Linked DNA regions of Homo sapiens: region 2 is linked to region 1. The links are chromatin loops, found by intact Hi-C in ENCODE. Cell type or tissue: heart left ventricle. All regions are shown on one strand.

Region 1 (8,000 bases):
TGCTTGGTCTTTTCTAACCTAGCCTCAAAAATCATGCAGCATTACCTCTACCATTCTCCATTGGTTGGAGATGTCACAGACCCCATTCAGACCCCTGGGAGGGGGACATAGGCACCACCTTCTGATGAATGGAGGTTCAAAGGATTTGGGGGCCATTTTTGGAAACTGCTATAGTATGATACACTGGAATCAGCACCAATTCTAGAAAAATCTTGGCATGTGTCTTGGCTCTACCATTTTCTGCTTGTGTGGTTATGACCTATAATCTCTCTTTGCTTTAGTTTTCTCAATAGCAATATGGAGGATGACAATGCTTTTTAATAAAACTCCTTTGAATGCAAGGAATAGAGACTCATTCGTATTACCAAGGGTTGCCAGAAAAAAAGAAAAGCAGACTAAAAGCAGGAACTACAGCTGTCCCGGAACTGGAGGTGGATCTTCATGACCTTAACAGTAGGAGGTCATGGAATCTCACTCTAGTGCTCTTGAATCTATCTGACTTGGCTATTCTCTACCTTTCATTTTCTCCCTCCTACTCCCTAATCACCTTCTGCTGTCTCTTTGTCTCTTCCTTATCACTTCCGCTGACTCATAGTTTTTGCTCTTAGAACTTCAGCTAGCATCATGGCCTCTGCCACATCTCTCTACATTAAGACATTTCAACATCAGCTCTCACCACTCTCTTACTCTTTGGGAATTTCTTGGTTCAAATTCTCAGGAAAGGGATAATTTGCTGGCCTCAGAGTGGATTGTGTTTGGGTCACATCCTTTTCCTGTTCATTTAGCAACCACTCTTGTGTAAAGAATAGCTTAGCTCTTAGCAATTCAAGATGTAAGGAAATACAAGCACGCCAGCATATTAATGTATATTAGCTGGCATAGTCCAGTGGAAATGTCTACCTCAAAGGACTGTGGTGTGGATCAATTTAAATAAGGAAAGTAGGAGGTACTATAAAATACAAAACATATTAAGGAGATGTGATGCCAGGTTTTAAACACTGCTGTGGTTTAAATGTGTTCCCAAAAAGTTCATGTGTTGGCAATTTGGTCCCCAGTGCAACAGTTTTAAAGGTGGAATCATTTGGGGGTAATTAGGTCATCATGAATGGGTTAATCCATTAGTGGATTAATGAATTAATGAATCAATGGGTTATTGAGGGAGTGGGCTAGTTATCATGAGAGTCGGTTTGCTGTAAATGCCTTCTTGGCTGTCTCTCACGAGCCCTCTTGCCATGTGATGCCCTGTGCCACCTCGAGGCCTGCAGAGAGTCCCAGCCAGCAAGAAGGCCCTCATCAGATGTGGCTCTTAGACCCTAGGCTTCCCAGACTCCAGAGATGTATAAAATATATTTTTTTAAATAAATTACCCAGTCTGTTGTATTCTGTTATAGCAATGCAAAACAGACTATGACAAACATACATTTAAATGTATCCACAGATTTATTTTGTAATAATCAATACATCAAGTTAACATCCTTGGTAATTAGCCCAGCAAATTGATATTTATAGATTAATGTTTTGTTTCCACAAATGATCATTGCAACCATTCTTCCTTAGCATCCAGCCATATGCTAGCTATGTCAGGACCTCCACCAGTTGAGACTGAATCTTGCAAGTCTCAAGCAATTAGGCATTCAAATGAATGCTGTGCTAATATATAGATTTTAGCATTGTATTTTCTTGGGTTCTTTTTAAAAAGGGGAAACTCAAAAATTATTCTTTGTTCAATAATAAAGGCTTGACAATGCATCTGTTTCTAAGTGCATGCAGTATCTACTCAAATCTGTATTGGAAAATTACACTGTAAATGCTTTGTAGGCTTTTTTTTTTTCTTACTCATTTTCAGTCTCTCACAGTCTCTCACTTCTTAATCAATTCCTATTTTCTCAACACAGACTGCATTGCCACCAAGCTATCAAGTAATAACTTTTTTAGAACTCAGAATGAAAAGAAAAAGCCCAACCAAACAAACAAACAAGAATGAAGCTTCAGGAACCCTTTTCTCCTGTACCGGTACACGAAGTCATCCATCTCTGCCACAGTGGTGGTTGAATTCAGATAGGCACCTGATATGCTGATTGAAATTTTTTAGTTCAAGGTTTTTTAAGAATCTAAAATAAATTTCCTTTTCCTTGTCTTCAGGAAAGCCTACAAGTACCAAATCCAATTATGAGAAAAATGTAATTTCCCTTTTGGTCTATGACACAGCACAACAGTTATCTGTGGATGTTTAAAAAAATGCATGAAGTAGGATTCTCTTGGTTCACACCAGATAAAGTCCCCAGGAAAGTGATCCATAGTTGGCATCATTTGCTGACATTCATGTGTGATTCAACACCTCTAGACAATGATTTGGGGGAATCTGTTTTTCTATTATAAGCCAGACTTTGTCTTCTTGATAGAAACTGAAAGGATCAGCATTCCCAGCTTTTAAAGTAGATGCTTCCTGTGAGACCCAGCGCCCAGAAGCCACTCACAGACCCTTGCGGGTGTCTCTTCACATGCTGTTCAGTGCCATTGTAGAGATGAGGCATCCAGGTGACTGACGAATTTCTCACTTGTCCTCTGGCTGCTTTTGCATCTGTGGATACAGTCTCTGTATTTATAGGCGTGATTAGATTGAGAATTCTTGGGTCAACCACTCACAGATTGTATCAAAAACAATCAATCTAGTTTGACTGTCTTAACATTTTGGCTATTTTTGTTGTTAAGGCAAGCAGATCTGATGAAGTGTTCACTCCTTAGTTTGATGTTCAGCAATTGTCTGTCATGGTTCTGAAGTTGGAGGGAAAAAAAAGTAAAAATCAACTGTCAAAACAGTCAATCCAGTCGTGAATTTCTCCCTGACACCAGAGAGCATTGCTTCTCTTCTCCCTCCCCCTTTCTTCCCTCCTCCTCCTCCTTTCCTTGGGTCTGTCCCTCCCACAAACAGTTTCTCTTCTCCAGTGATGTTGATAAAAGGCAGAGAAGGAAGATATTTTAGGTTTGCAAAAGCTTACATTCTCCTCAAAGATTTCCCTTTCCTTTGTTTCGATGTTGATTATCTTTTGCTATTGAGTAGTACTGAAAGGATGGCTACACTGTATGTATGGAAAATGTGTATCTTAATGGAGAATTTAGGCAGAAGTGTCCTCTGCTTTCTCTTTCAAGATGAATTCCACTTTTCAGGGCGCACAGTTCCAAAGCCAGTGAGAGGGAGGCGGCTGGCTTGCAAAATCCTTTCCTGTCCCTGAGCCCGCTCCAACCTCCTTGGAACAGAAGAGCTCTGAGTCTGGCCCTGGTGTGGGATGTGGCTGGCTTTCCAAGTTGGGAAATGTGTTAGTAATTACTTTTTACTGCTGTCTCCATTTGTGTTTCCAGACTTTTCCCCCTCAGCCGGTGTTTTTCTCCACCCAGCTTCCTATGTCATTCTCACTGCTAATCTAACCTTGGCTCCTTTCCTCCAGAAACGTTTGACCTTGTGCAAGAACTTGGCATCCACTTCTGTCCTCCTTCTTCCCTAGAAGGGAAGCGCTGGACTGGGATCATTAGCATGAGCAGGCAGTGCTGCCAGCTGCCCGCCTGTGTCCTCTGGGCTCCGGCTGGTACAACAGTAGCCCCCATTTTCTGAGCAAAAGGGTGGTGGCCACTGGTTGTCAGGAGACCTTGTCCAACATTTTGTTTCAAGATGGTGTTACCAGGGATGTGGACTAAGTAATTAGCTCCTTTAATTGAAGGAACTTACAGGAAAAAATGTAGAAGCAATAAAACCTCTTTAGTTCACACATCCTTGCTTTGGATTTGAAAGAGCTCAGTCGATATTTTTTATGAAGACATGATACTCTGCATTAATTTGAATCTGGAAAGGGTTACAAGGAAACTGGGAGTTGTTTAACCTGCTTAAGAGAACAAACTTTGCAATCACTTAAGAAATGCTCACATTTCTTCCTTCTGTTGATAAGCTGATTACATACCACTTTTATCTTTCCATTAATTAAGTCCCCAAGGACAAATACCATGCATAGTTTTATAACTGAAATACCATCATATAGATACTTGAAATTAATACTACTTCAGTTCTTTAAAAATACTCCACAATTCCATATTTTCACTAATTCAGTCCAAACTTTCTTGATTAAACTGAACAAGTGTGATTTTACCATATCTGTTTGTGAGTGTATGTTCCTGGAGTTTATAGAATATAGCTATTTTTGTAAAATGCCTTAGGTTATAGGGATTTGGTATAGAGCTGGAAATTGGTTGCGTAGGGATGGTGATAGAAGCTGAGGGTGGGAACAGTGACTAGTCATTTACAGTACGCATTCAATATAACCCAGACTATGAAGGGGTATACGAAGTACAAAATTGTGGATAATCTATTCTATTCCTTTATTTATTGGACGGGGAGAGGGAAGAAACTTACAGGAGGGAGCAACTGTATGGGTCCAAGTGATAAGGTCTTTATATATTAGGAGATTCATATCCAGAGATAGGATTTCTCCATCTCATTCCTCTCAGATAAATGAAAAATCGGACTGTTTTTCTGATAATGAGATTTTTCCCTACCCCTACGTTGGAGGACTAGCTTTTTAGTTCAACATAAGCTTTCAGTAATGCAGTATACTACATATGGCCAGAAAGAGTGGATGTGGGAGCAAAAGCATCAGCTCTAGAGCTAAAGCCCTGGCTTGCATACTGGCTTTCCCAGTTATAAGCTGTAAGATCTTCAGTGTATAAATTATAGTAAGTCAAAACTTTGTCGTAGAAAAATACGAAGATACACGTAAAATTTTATTATTAATGAGGGAAGCATTAGGATTTTAAAATTGATTCCAGAATCAAAAAGACTAAATGTATATTTACAGATAGATAAATAGGTAGATAGATAATGTCCTCTGACATTATACTTTTTATTGAACAGAAATCATTTGCATTTTTATCAAACAAAAATCTACCAGCTAACCACAGATTCATAGACTCTCGTCCTAATCAATAGTAAACAGTAAATCAAACAAAGGTGTAGTCTCCAATAGAATTAATAATCCCCTGGGCCCAGTTTGATATTGAAAGGATATATAGGCATCTTTTTGCCTATTTTCAGGTTTGAGGTAATGTTTTTCAACAGGAGGTAGGGCAAATTACTTCATCTCTCTGAACCTCTGAAAAAAGAATATAACAACATCTACCTTACAGGTTGCTGCAAGATTAGCAGAAAATCAAATATCTAAAGCACCTCCCATGTCAACCTAAATAGCAGAGAGAGGCTCTCTAAAAGAAAATTATGTTTATTTGGGAATCGAGTATTGCAATGGGAATACACGTGCCATAGTAAATTATATGCGTATTAAGGGAAGTAAAGGGAGACAAGGGTTTTTAAAGAAGAAATGAGGAGGACTATTACAGAATTGTTTTGAGGCAATTATCCTTGGCTACAAAAATCAATAACAAGGTGGCGCCTGTCTGAGGTTGACAGGCAGTTGCTGGGCAGATGTCCTTGCAGAAGTATTTTTTGTGTAAGGTTATGGTGGCTTTTGCACAAAGTTGTGGTTTTTGCAGAGTCTTTTGTGGTGGTTTTATTTTTGGGCATACGAGCATGAGAACCCTCTCTTCATAGCCTTCTCCAGCTATATATGTTAGGGTTTTTTGTTTGTGTGTTGGTTTTTTAACATGACTGACTCCATTCTGATTCTGACAACTTTCACACCTACAATACCTCAATAAAGGGTAATTCTCACCTCTTCCTGTATTCTCCTTACTCCAGGTTATCTGACATTTTGCCAATCAGTTCTCTTTCAATTGGTGCTTTCACATATAACCAAAATAATAACTGAAGACTATGATGATAACACTGAGATTCTTCGCAGTCACTGTGTCATTACAGATAAAACTGTGTTTTCAGCATAGTATCAATGTTAGGTGTAATTGATTATGGTCTGCATTAAAAAAAAAACTCATTATCCATGGACATTGACTTAGTTGAAACAAAATAGTTAACCAAAACCATATCTTCCAGATTATTAAGCATAAAGGAAAATTCTAGCAAGGGTTTTTACCTGGAACACCAACTTGAATTCAGAAGTGCCTTTGTCAAGCAGTAGATTTGAACAAATGTTCTCTACATCTCCTTCCTATTCTAGGATTTTATAAAAAATGTGTAGAAAGGATACCTAAAAAAAATAATATGCAGAAAGGAGAAAGCCCATGCATTTTAATCACCAGGAAAAAGAACTACAATAGTGTATTAAAAATAATGAAAGTGGTGATCATATTTTTATTTCTTCAAAAACATGTAATTATGAACAATTACAAATATATACAAAATTAAAAAAAAAAACACTCAGGTACCCACTACCCAGATTTAACACATCTTAACATTTTGCCATGTCTCCTTAAGGTTTTCTTTTTCTTTTTTTTTTTTCATAAATAAAGAAAATAAGATAAAGCTAAACCTCTCTTCCTGTCTATTTCCTCCTGTAAACACATCTAATAGCATTAATTTAAGCGTACCCTTAGAATGACCCTATCTGGCAGATGCACCTGAATGTGTGCTCTGAGTTAGAGAATCCAGGAGTGACCAGCCCAGAGATTCATTCCTTGTCTATGAGGAACATCTGAGCCCCCTGCCTGTCCCATGGAACACGGGCTGTTAGGGAATTGAGGCCCTGAGTTTTGGGTTAAATGAAGGTTGCCAGATAAAGGTCGTTAGGGGGAGGGTATTAAGTGAAGATGCCGTATCAGCTGCATGCTGTTTGCAAGTGGTTGTGGTTTTCCTGTCCAGCCCACCACCACTTGACAGTATGTAAGCCTCCAATAAAACCCCATGTTTTGTATGTAAGCCTCCAGTAAAACCCCATGTTTTGTATGTAAGCCTCCAGTAAAACCCCATGTTTTGTATGTAAGCCTCCAATAAAACCCCATGTTTTGTATGTAAGCCTCCAGTAAAACCCCATGTTTTGTATGTAAGCCTCCAGTAAAACCCCATGTCTTGTTTGCTGGCTCCCAGTCTCTTCTTCAGCCTCTTGAATCTGGTGCCATCCCTACTGAGGTTGATAGGGGTTTGGCACGACACCTCCCTACTCCCCTATCTCCCAAGAATTACCATTATTCTGAAGCTGATCTATGCATGGCAATGTTATGTGCCCATAACAATAGATAGTAAGATTTTATGAGATTTTGGGATCTGTCCAAGTGCTGTCATGCGGTATACATCCTGTTCAAATTACCTGTTTTTCACTCAACATTTCTTTTTGAACTTTATCTGTTCAGACACATCTAGATGTATTAGATGCATTCCAAAATGTAATTATCTCACAATTTATTGAACCATTTCTTTACTGAGTTATTTCCTTCAGTGTTTTGCTATAGCAACTCTGCCAACACTACCTTTATATACACAAAGGGTTTCCTAGATTATAGGGAATGTATATCTTCTACTTTAGTAGATATTGCCAAATTGCCCTCCAAAGTGATTATACTGATTTATCTGTTTACTAACATGCATATTTTCATGTAATTTTGGCTATGTGCCTTTTTGACGAGTTGGCTTTTCATAATCTGTGCCCGTTTTCCTATTGGATTGTTTCATAGTGATTTGCAAATATATATATATATATATTCTTTTGATGGTTGCATGCATTGAAAAGATTTTCTCCTTGTATTTGGGTTGTACTTTTAATTAGTTCATTTAATATGTATTATTTTAACTTGAATGTAATCAATGTTTCTATCTTGAGAGGTAGTATAGAGCCAGAATGCCTGGGTTCAACTGACACCTCTACCACTTACCACACAAGATATGGAAGATAATAGTCTCTCTAGGCCTCTGTCTTTTATGAAGATTATAATAATAACTGCTTCATAGGTTTTCATGAGAATTACAAGAGTTAGTTAGATTATATATTCAGAATATTGTATAGTACATAGAATAGCTTAATAAATATTGGCTTATTATTATTTTACTTTATGGTTTGTACTTTTTATGTCTCATTTAAGAAACACTTATCTTCCCTGATATAAAAACA
Region 2 (8,000 bases), 260 kb before region 1:
AAAAGGTAAAAATTACCCACCCTGATGATAGTAATTTTATGGGCATAGCATTTGCCTCTGAGGGTACAGAGCTGTTCAATTGAACATAAAAGAATTATTCTTTTTGACTATTCTAAATTGAAAATGCCACAGATAATTAAGAAAAGCCAGTATAGACAAAATTAGAATGTCTCACGTCTTCAAAACTAATTCTGAAGTAATGTGTTACATATTATTATGCCGTTTTCCTGTTCAAATATGTAATTATTAAAGGTTTAACTGTGACTACATATCTTTGTAAATACTGGACTTTTTTTTTAAAGTCTCTTGTACATATGTTCACACACACAAACATAGTATATACACAGAGGGAACTGATAGCTACAGATTTAAGGAAAAATGGAAATTAATACAGTACTTTAAGTGGGATTTTCTCCTTTGCTAGTAGTTACTGGGCAAGAATAATACTGAAGAAACTACCTGACACTCTCCTAGACATTGTTCATTGCTTTTGTGTCCAACCTGACAGTGCTTTATTTCTATTATTATATTATATTTATCCTATGGTATAAAATTGTTCTTTACTATTCTGACATTCTTGCTAGAAATCATGAAATCTTCACAAGTACTCTGTTAGCATAATGCTTGGTGTATCTTAGATGTTTAATAGATATTGAGCATATAGATGAAATAGAACATTTGGAAACTCAATTTATAGAGATTATAATTAGAAAACATAAATTTTATGCTTTGCAGTTTGGGATTACTAATAGGTTAGAATGTAGAAGGCACTATTCAGGTAAAATGCGAGTAAGCAGTGTTTTTTTTTTTTTAATTAGAACTAACTTCGGTAGAAAGATTATATACACACACACACATATATATATATTATTCCCTGTTAATAACATTTTAATGTATATTCAATTATATTCTTTTAGATATAATCTCCCTATTAAGTTTAATAACTTCCTTGAATTAGGTTATCATTGGGATGAGCCATATGAAATTACTCATATTCATCTATTTTTAAACTAAAAAATGGCAATTTCATATGCTTCAATCCAAACATTATTATTTAGTACAATATAAAGAATGGCTACATGGTCCATAATACTTTATTAAATTTCAAGAGAAGATAAGTTATGAGATGTGCTGCTGTATTTAGCATTTTAAAAAACTGCTAAATTAATAGACTAATATATTCTAAATTCACCAGAAGCTATGGTGTAATATCTCAACCACTATTCTATTTTGCACTTCCTTTGTTTCTCAACACATCTTATTCCTGGCCTCTGTATTGTAAGTTGGATAATTTATTTTTTAGTTTTAATTGGCACATAACTGCAAATTTTGGAGTACAATGTGATGTTTCGATACATGTGTACAATATACAATGATCAAGTTAGTGAAATTAACATATTCATCATTTCAAACGTTTATCATTTTATTGTGGCAAGAAAATTCCAAATCTCTATGAGCTATTTTCAAATATATATTATTGTTAATTAATATATAATATTGTGAACTGTAGTCACCCTGCTGTGCATTGAACACTAGAACTTATTCCTCCTAACTGTAACTTTGTACTCACCCACTTTGACCAACTTCTCCCTATTCTCCCTTCCCCCTACCCTTCCCATCCTATGGTAACCACTATTATACTCTCTACTTCTATGATATTTGTCTTTCTGTGCCTGGCTTATTTCACTTGACATAGTGTCCTCCATGCTTATACAGGTTGCTACAAATGACAGAATTGCATTCTCTTTTATGGTTGAATGGTATTCCACTGTGAAAATATACCACATTTTCTATTCAACCTTTGATGGATACTTAGGCAGATTCCGTATCTTGAGTATTGTGAATAGTGCTGCAATAAACATGGGAGTGCAGATATCTCTAACATACCGATTACATTTCTTTTGGATATATCATCAGTAGTGGGATTGTTGGATAATAGAGTAGTGCTATTTTTAGTTTTTTGAGGCACCTCCATAGTGTTCGCTATAGTGTCTGTACTAATAATTTACATACCTACCAATAGTGTTCAAGGGTTACCCCTTCTCCATATCCTCAGCAGCCTTTGTTATTTTGGGGGGCGAGGGGTTGGGTAATAGCCATTCTAACTGGGGTGAGATGATATCGTGGTTTTGATTTGCGTTTCCCTGATGATTAGTGATGTCAAGCATTTTTGCATATATCTGTTGGCCGTTTCTATGTATTTTTTGAGAAATGTCTATTAAGATCTTTTGCTCATTTTAAAAATTAGACTAGTTTTTTTGTTGTTGTTTTGCTATTGAGTTGCTTGAATTTCTTATACATACTGGATGTTAAGTTCTTGTCAGATGGGTAGTTTGCAAATATTTTCTCCCATTCTGTGGGTTGTCTCTTCACTCTTTTGATTGTTTCCTTAAGTTTGATGTAATCGCATTTGTTTATTTTTGCTTTTGTTGCCTGTGCTTTTGAGGTCTTATCCAAAAAATTCTTGCCCAGACCAATGTCATGAAGTGTTTTCTTCCACATTTCCTCTAGTAGTTTCAGTTTCAGATTGTATATTTAAGTCTTTAATCCATTTTGAGTTGGTTTTTATAAGTGGTTAGAGGTAAGGGTCTAGTTTCATTCTTTTGCATGTGGATATCCAGTTTCCCCAGTACTATTTATTTTTCTTTTTTTGTTTTTTAGCACCATTTATTGAAGAGACTGTGACTTGGATAACTTATAAGGACTATGTTTAAATGAGGAATAAAAGGAGGGAGCTGAAAAGTAGTCAACATTAGAGAATATGTCAGCTCTGTAACATGTAAATGAGATAGACGTTACATATAGATGAATTTTTTATATATCTAAATGTCAAAATGAATCCTAGAAGAACATTGCCTTTGAGATATTTTCGAATTCTAATTAATGAAAAATTAGGAAATTTATTATTTAAGATGATTGATTTAGTTCATAGTATTTTGCATATTAGTAAATGTTGATTTTTGTATTTTTTTAACATGATTGAGGCATGGGTTTTCGTTTTTAAGACAGGGTCTCACTCTGTCGCCCAGGCTGGAGTGAACCTCTGCCTGCCGGGCTCAAGCGATCCTCCCACCTCAGCCTCCCGCATAGCTGGGACTACAGGTGCACACCACCACTCCCAGCTAATTTTTTATTTTTTTTGTCAAGACAGGGTTTCACCATGTTGCCCAGGCTGGTCTCAAACTCCTGGTCTCAGACAGTCCACCTGCCTTGGCCTCCCAAAGTGCTGGGATTATAGATGTGAGCCATCACACCCAGCCAGGTACAAGTTTTTAATACAAGTTTTCTCTCTAGCTTTGTTACTGGATTAAAAAAAGGAAAAAAAATATGTTTTCATAAATAAGCCCAAATACATTTAAGTACTTTTAATATAGGAAATGTGTCATTAATCTTGATGAATAAATGATTTTTTTCAAAGTTTAATGTTAGGATCACTAATTAGATTTTGGAAATAAGAAGAAAGCTGGACTCCTTCTTATTACCTATGTTAAAATAAACTTCAGATTGATCAAAGATGTAAATATGAAAAGTAAAACTATAGAAGTATTAAAAGACCAGAGGAGTATAGAGGTTGTGGTATGACAGAAAGCCTCTAATATATGATGTTAAAGCTAGGGTCTGTGCAGGAAAAGGTTACCAACTCTATCTAAGAAGAACTATAACAATCTTGAATAGCCAAGATTATAAGTAATACACTAGGGGAACAATTTTTGAGAGGTTAGGCAAAACATTAATTTTCTTAATATACAAAAAGCCAAAAAGTAAATGGTATAAATAGACATTTCACCTAAAAAGAAGTGCAAATAAGCAATTAAAATATGACAAGATATTCAATCACTTTCATGCTAAAGAAATGCAGTTAAAACAAGAATGAGATTTTTTTTCACTTGGTTGATTGGCTAAAATTAAAGTTTGTATTATATATCATATTGGTGAATATATGGAGATGGAGTTACTCTCCTTCAGTATTGTTTGGAGTCTAAATTAGGGTAACATTTTGGAAGCCAATTTTGGCAGTATATAGCAAAACAATACTGTACAAAGTTGTTTACCCTGCCATTTCACTTGAACAAATTTATTCTAAATGGTATGTGTAATGATAAATGTACAAAGATGATCTTTGCAATATTGTCCAGCAAAATAATTAGAAACCTCTATGTTCAGTCATAGGCTGCCAATTACATTAATTATGGTATTGATTGTTCAATGAAATACAGTGCTTGTATGTAAAAAATAATGAGAAATACATATGTATTTAAATATGGTGTATTAGTGAGAAGCATTAAGTTGGATAACACCATGCATAGTATCATCTCATTTTTTATAAATTTGGAGATAAACACTTTTGCTTTTTACATAGAAAGTTTTAGGAAAAATACATGAAACATTTAACAGTGATTATGGAAGCGGAATGAAAAAGGACAAAACCTGGCATAGAGGACATGATATTTGCATTATGATTTTTTTGTCTTACTAAATATTAAAATTATCACCTCATGTTTAATCTTATTATTTTAGGCCAATATACCCAGTAGAAGAATTAGAAGAAGAAAGCGTTGCAGAAGATGATGCAGAATTAACATTAAATAAAGTGGATGAAGAATTTGTGGTATGTGTGTAGCTGAACTTTCTGTTCATTTTCACCTTTCGGCCACTTCCCATTCTCTTAATTTCCCCCAGACTTCCATTATCTGGAATATATTTTATTTCATTGTTTCTAAAGAAGAAAAGCTTTTAAATACAGTGCTGAGTATCATCATTTAGACCTTTGGTTAAGTTAATGTTTGTATTCTCTAATGATTGAGGTCTGAATTTTAGCAGAGGTTCTTGAACTGTTCAGGGAAATATATACCACTAGTTATATGAGTAAATACTTTATTAACCATTCATGATGTTAAATAGACTGTGACTAATAAAGAATTTAAAACAGAACAAAAGAATTTAGGATTAATAAATTCTGCTTTATACGCATACCATTCATTTCTAAGGAATTCCTTTATTCATCTACAATTAGGATGAGTAGGAATTTTTTAATGCTTTTAAATGATCAACATTATTTAAGTTGTTTGGCAGAATCTACAACTTTTTACATGTTTTACATGCCATCCATAGTGTGCAGCTAAAGATGACAGAGACAAAATAACTTTTTCTCAAGATAATTCTCAGAACTAGAATTAGATTGACCCTGGTATTTTAGGAAGTGTGCTTGTGATTTGAAGCAGAAATGGTTGGGGGAAAAAACAAACTTTATAGTATACAGCTGACCCTTGAGCAATGTGGGGGTTATGGGCATCGGCCCCCACACAGTTGAATATCCACATATAACTCTGGACTCCCAAAAACTTTACTAATAGCCTACTGTTGACTTGAAGCCTTACCAATAACATAAAGAGTTAACACATATTTTGTCTATGTATTATATACTGTATTCTTACACTAAAAGTAAGCTAGAGAAAAGAAAATGTTACTAAGCAAGCCATAAGGGAGAGAAAACATACATACTATTAAGTGGAAGTAGATAATCATAAAAGTATCTTCCCTGTCTTCATATTGAGTAGCCTAAGGAAGAAGAGCAAGAGGAAGGGTTGGTCTTGTTGTCTCAGGGGTGGCAGAAATGAAAGAAAATTTGTATTTAAGTGGACCCATGCAGTTCAAACCCGTGTTGTTCAAGGGTCAACTATATTTTGCTGTCATAAACCAATTAAAATTTTTAGGTGATTTTTAAAATCAATAGATAATTAGTTTAAAATAAGTAAGTAATTGAAGTTTGGCATTGAGGTTAGTATAGTATAGTATTTAAGTTAGTATATGCATAATTTTAATAGCAAATGCTGAAAAATAACTATTAAATAGATTAGATGCTATCTGAATAGAGTATTATATAGCCATTTGTATTAGTCCATTTTGTGTTGCTGTAAAGGAATACTTGAGGCGCTGGGTAAGTTATAAAGAAAAGAAGTTTATTTTGGCTCACAGTTTTGCAGACCATACAAGAAGTGTAGCACCAGCATCTGCTTCTGGTGAGGGCCTCAGGAAGCTTACAATCATGGTAAGACAAAGTGGGAGCAGGCACCTCACATGGCCAGAGAAGAAGCAGAGGAGGGGAGAAGGACCAGAGACAGAGGAGGGGACATATATCCAAACTATATCACCATTGAAAATTGTTGGGTGGGCATGCTGGCTTATACCTGTAATCCCAGCTCTTCGGGAGGCGGTGGGAGGATTGCTTCAGGCCAGGAGTTTGAGACTAACCTGGGCAATAGAGTGAGTCCTCATCTCTACCAAAAGGAAAAAAGAAAAAAATGCCAGGCATGGTGATTGCTTCAGGCCAGGAATTTGAGACCAACCTGGGCATTATAGTGAGTCCTCATCTCTACCAAAAAAGAAAAAAATGCCAGGCATGGTGGTGCATGCCTGTAGTCCTAACTACTCAGGAGGCTGAGGTGGGAAGATCGCTTGAGCCCAAGAGTTTGAAAGTGCAGTAAGCTGTGATCATGCCACTCCACTACAGCCTGGGTGACAGAGCAAGACCCTGTCTCTACAAAAAATGTTTACAAAGTTTACAAAGAAAAATACAAAGTTACTGACATGGGAATGTAACTTATACTATATGCTATAAAATTAACTGAGATGATTCCAAATTTTATGTTGATATAACATTAACTATGTAAAATACGTTAAAAATAAATATATTAGCATTAATTATGGGTAGGAGAATTATGGATGATTGTTTTCTATGCTTTGTATTTTTAAGGTTTTCAACATGTATTTTTAACAGCAATGTAAATAAACATTATTTAATATATGTAAAAAAAGATGACTGTCATTTACAGAAGGAAAAAGACCATTGTAAAACTTATCAGTTTAAAAGATGTTTTTTAATGTGATGGATTTTAAAGGTCAAGACAAAGATATATTCATTCATTCTGCATATACTTATTGAGCACTTGTTATGTAGCAGGCAGTGGCCAAGGCCCTGACTGTGTAGCATGTGCCAAAGCTTTGAAGGCAGAAAGAAACTTAGCATGATCAAGGAACTTAGAGAAAACTACTGGGGCCAGAGCTCCTAAGTGAGGGGGAGGGTGGCATAAGATTAACTGGGAAGATAGACCAAGTTCAGATTGTTTTGGGCATGAAAAGTAGTTTAGGCTTTATTCTTTGTGTAACAGATCTTTCCGTTCAAGCTCAGAAATTAAGTACTCATATATTCCTAGTTGTTCACCTTATTTATTCCCTCATCTTGTCGTCTTAATAACTATTTAATAGTTATGAATAGTTTATGAACAGATACCTGGTTCTAGTACATTAACATTTAACTTCAAAGGCATATAACTAAGAACTGCTAGTCTGAGGAATAAAAAACAAACCCACTAGTCAGGAGGAAAATATCTGCAAGCGCAGAAACCATGTGTAATTTTTCTTATTGTTGTGTCTCCAGCTTATTGTGCAGGGCCTGGTGCATAGTACATACTCATTAAATATTTGACCATAAAATCAAACTATCGGCACATCGTTGTATAACATTTAGAAACTATAGCTCATTTTAAAGCTAGGAACCCTTTAAAGTTCAAGGCACCATGATTGGGGGTGTGAATTTAGAGAAATATACTGGAAAGCAGCCTCTTCACACATTTCTTCCCAGCCATGAGGTAAAGACCTTCTACTATCATAAGAGCAAACTGAAGGCCTTCCTCAAAGGGGTTGGCCCTGAGGCTATTCATTCCCTTGCATCAAGTCTCTTGAATTTCTTTTCTTCTTTATTGTCATCATATTATTCTAAGGAGCCCTCTTTTACTTCTACTCCTCTCTTTAAGGAGGACTGGGTCACCACCAAGAAGACTTTTGATGGTGGGATAACATGATTCTGTTGTCTGAGTTTGTGGCGTTGCTCAAGGATGGTAAAGGTTGGCCAGGTGTGGTGGCTTACACCTGTAATTCCAGCACTTTGGGAGGCTGGGGTGGGCAGATCACTTGAGGGTAGGAGTTTGAGATTAGCCTGG

What was found. Hi-C counts contacts between places; a loop is a spot of excess contacts. Peaks named below come from ENCODE experiments on the same cell type or tissue, not always from the same donor. Only the 100,000 strongest peaks of a DNase experiment are listed, where the experiment ranks them.
Region 2: a loop joins it to region 1, with 2.2 times the contacts of the local background. A loop is called at or near these places in 13 of 110 quality-filtered maps.

The regions. Positions count from the first base shown.
Region 1 is chr3:107,952,613-107,960,612 of GRCh38, reverse strand. No RefSeq gene overlaps it. Among named protein-coding and RNA genes, the nearest start is that of LINC00636, 73 kb to the right of the region's middle. RefSeq lists a silencer at 6,584-6,784. In heart left ventricle, no CTCF peak of the experiment used is centred here; DNase peaks (open chromatin) are centred at 3,242 and 3,542; H3K4me3 peaks cover 882 bases; H3K27ac peaks cover 1,624 bases.
Region 2 is chr3:108,210,540-108,218,539 of GRCh38, reverse strand. IFT57 (intraflagellar transport 57) reads left to right here. Exons shown (of 11, transcript NM_018010.4): 3 at 1-5; 4 at 4,519-4,609. Among named protein-coding and RNA genes, the nearest start is that of IFT57, 7.9 kb to the left of the region's middle. In heart left ventricle, no CTCF peak of the experiment used is centred here; no DNase peak of the experiment used is centred here.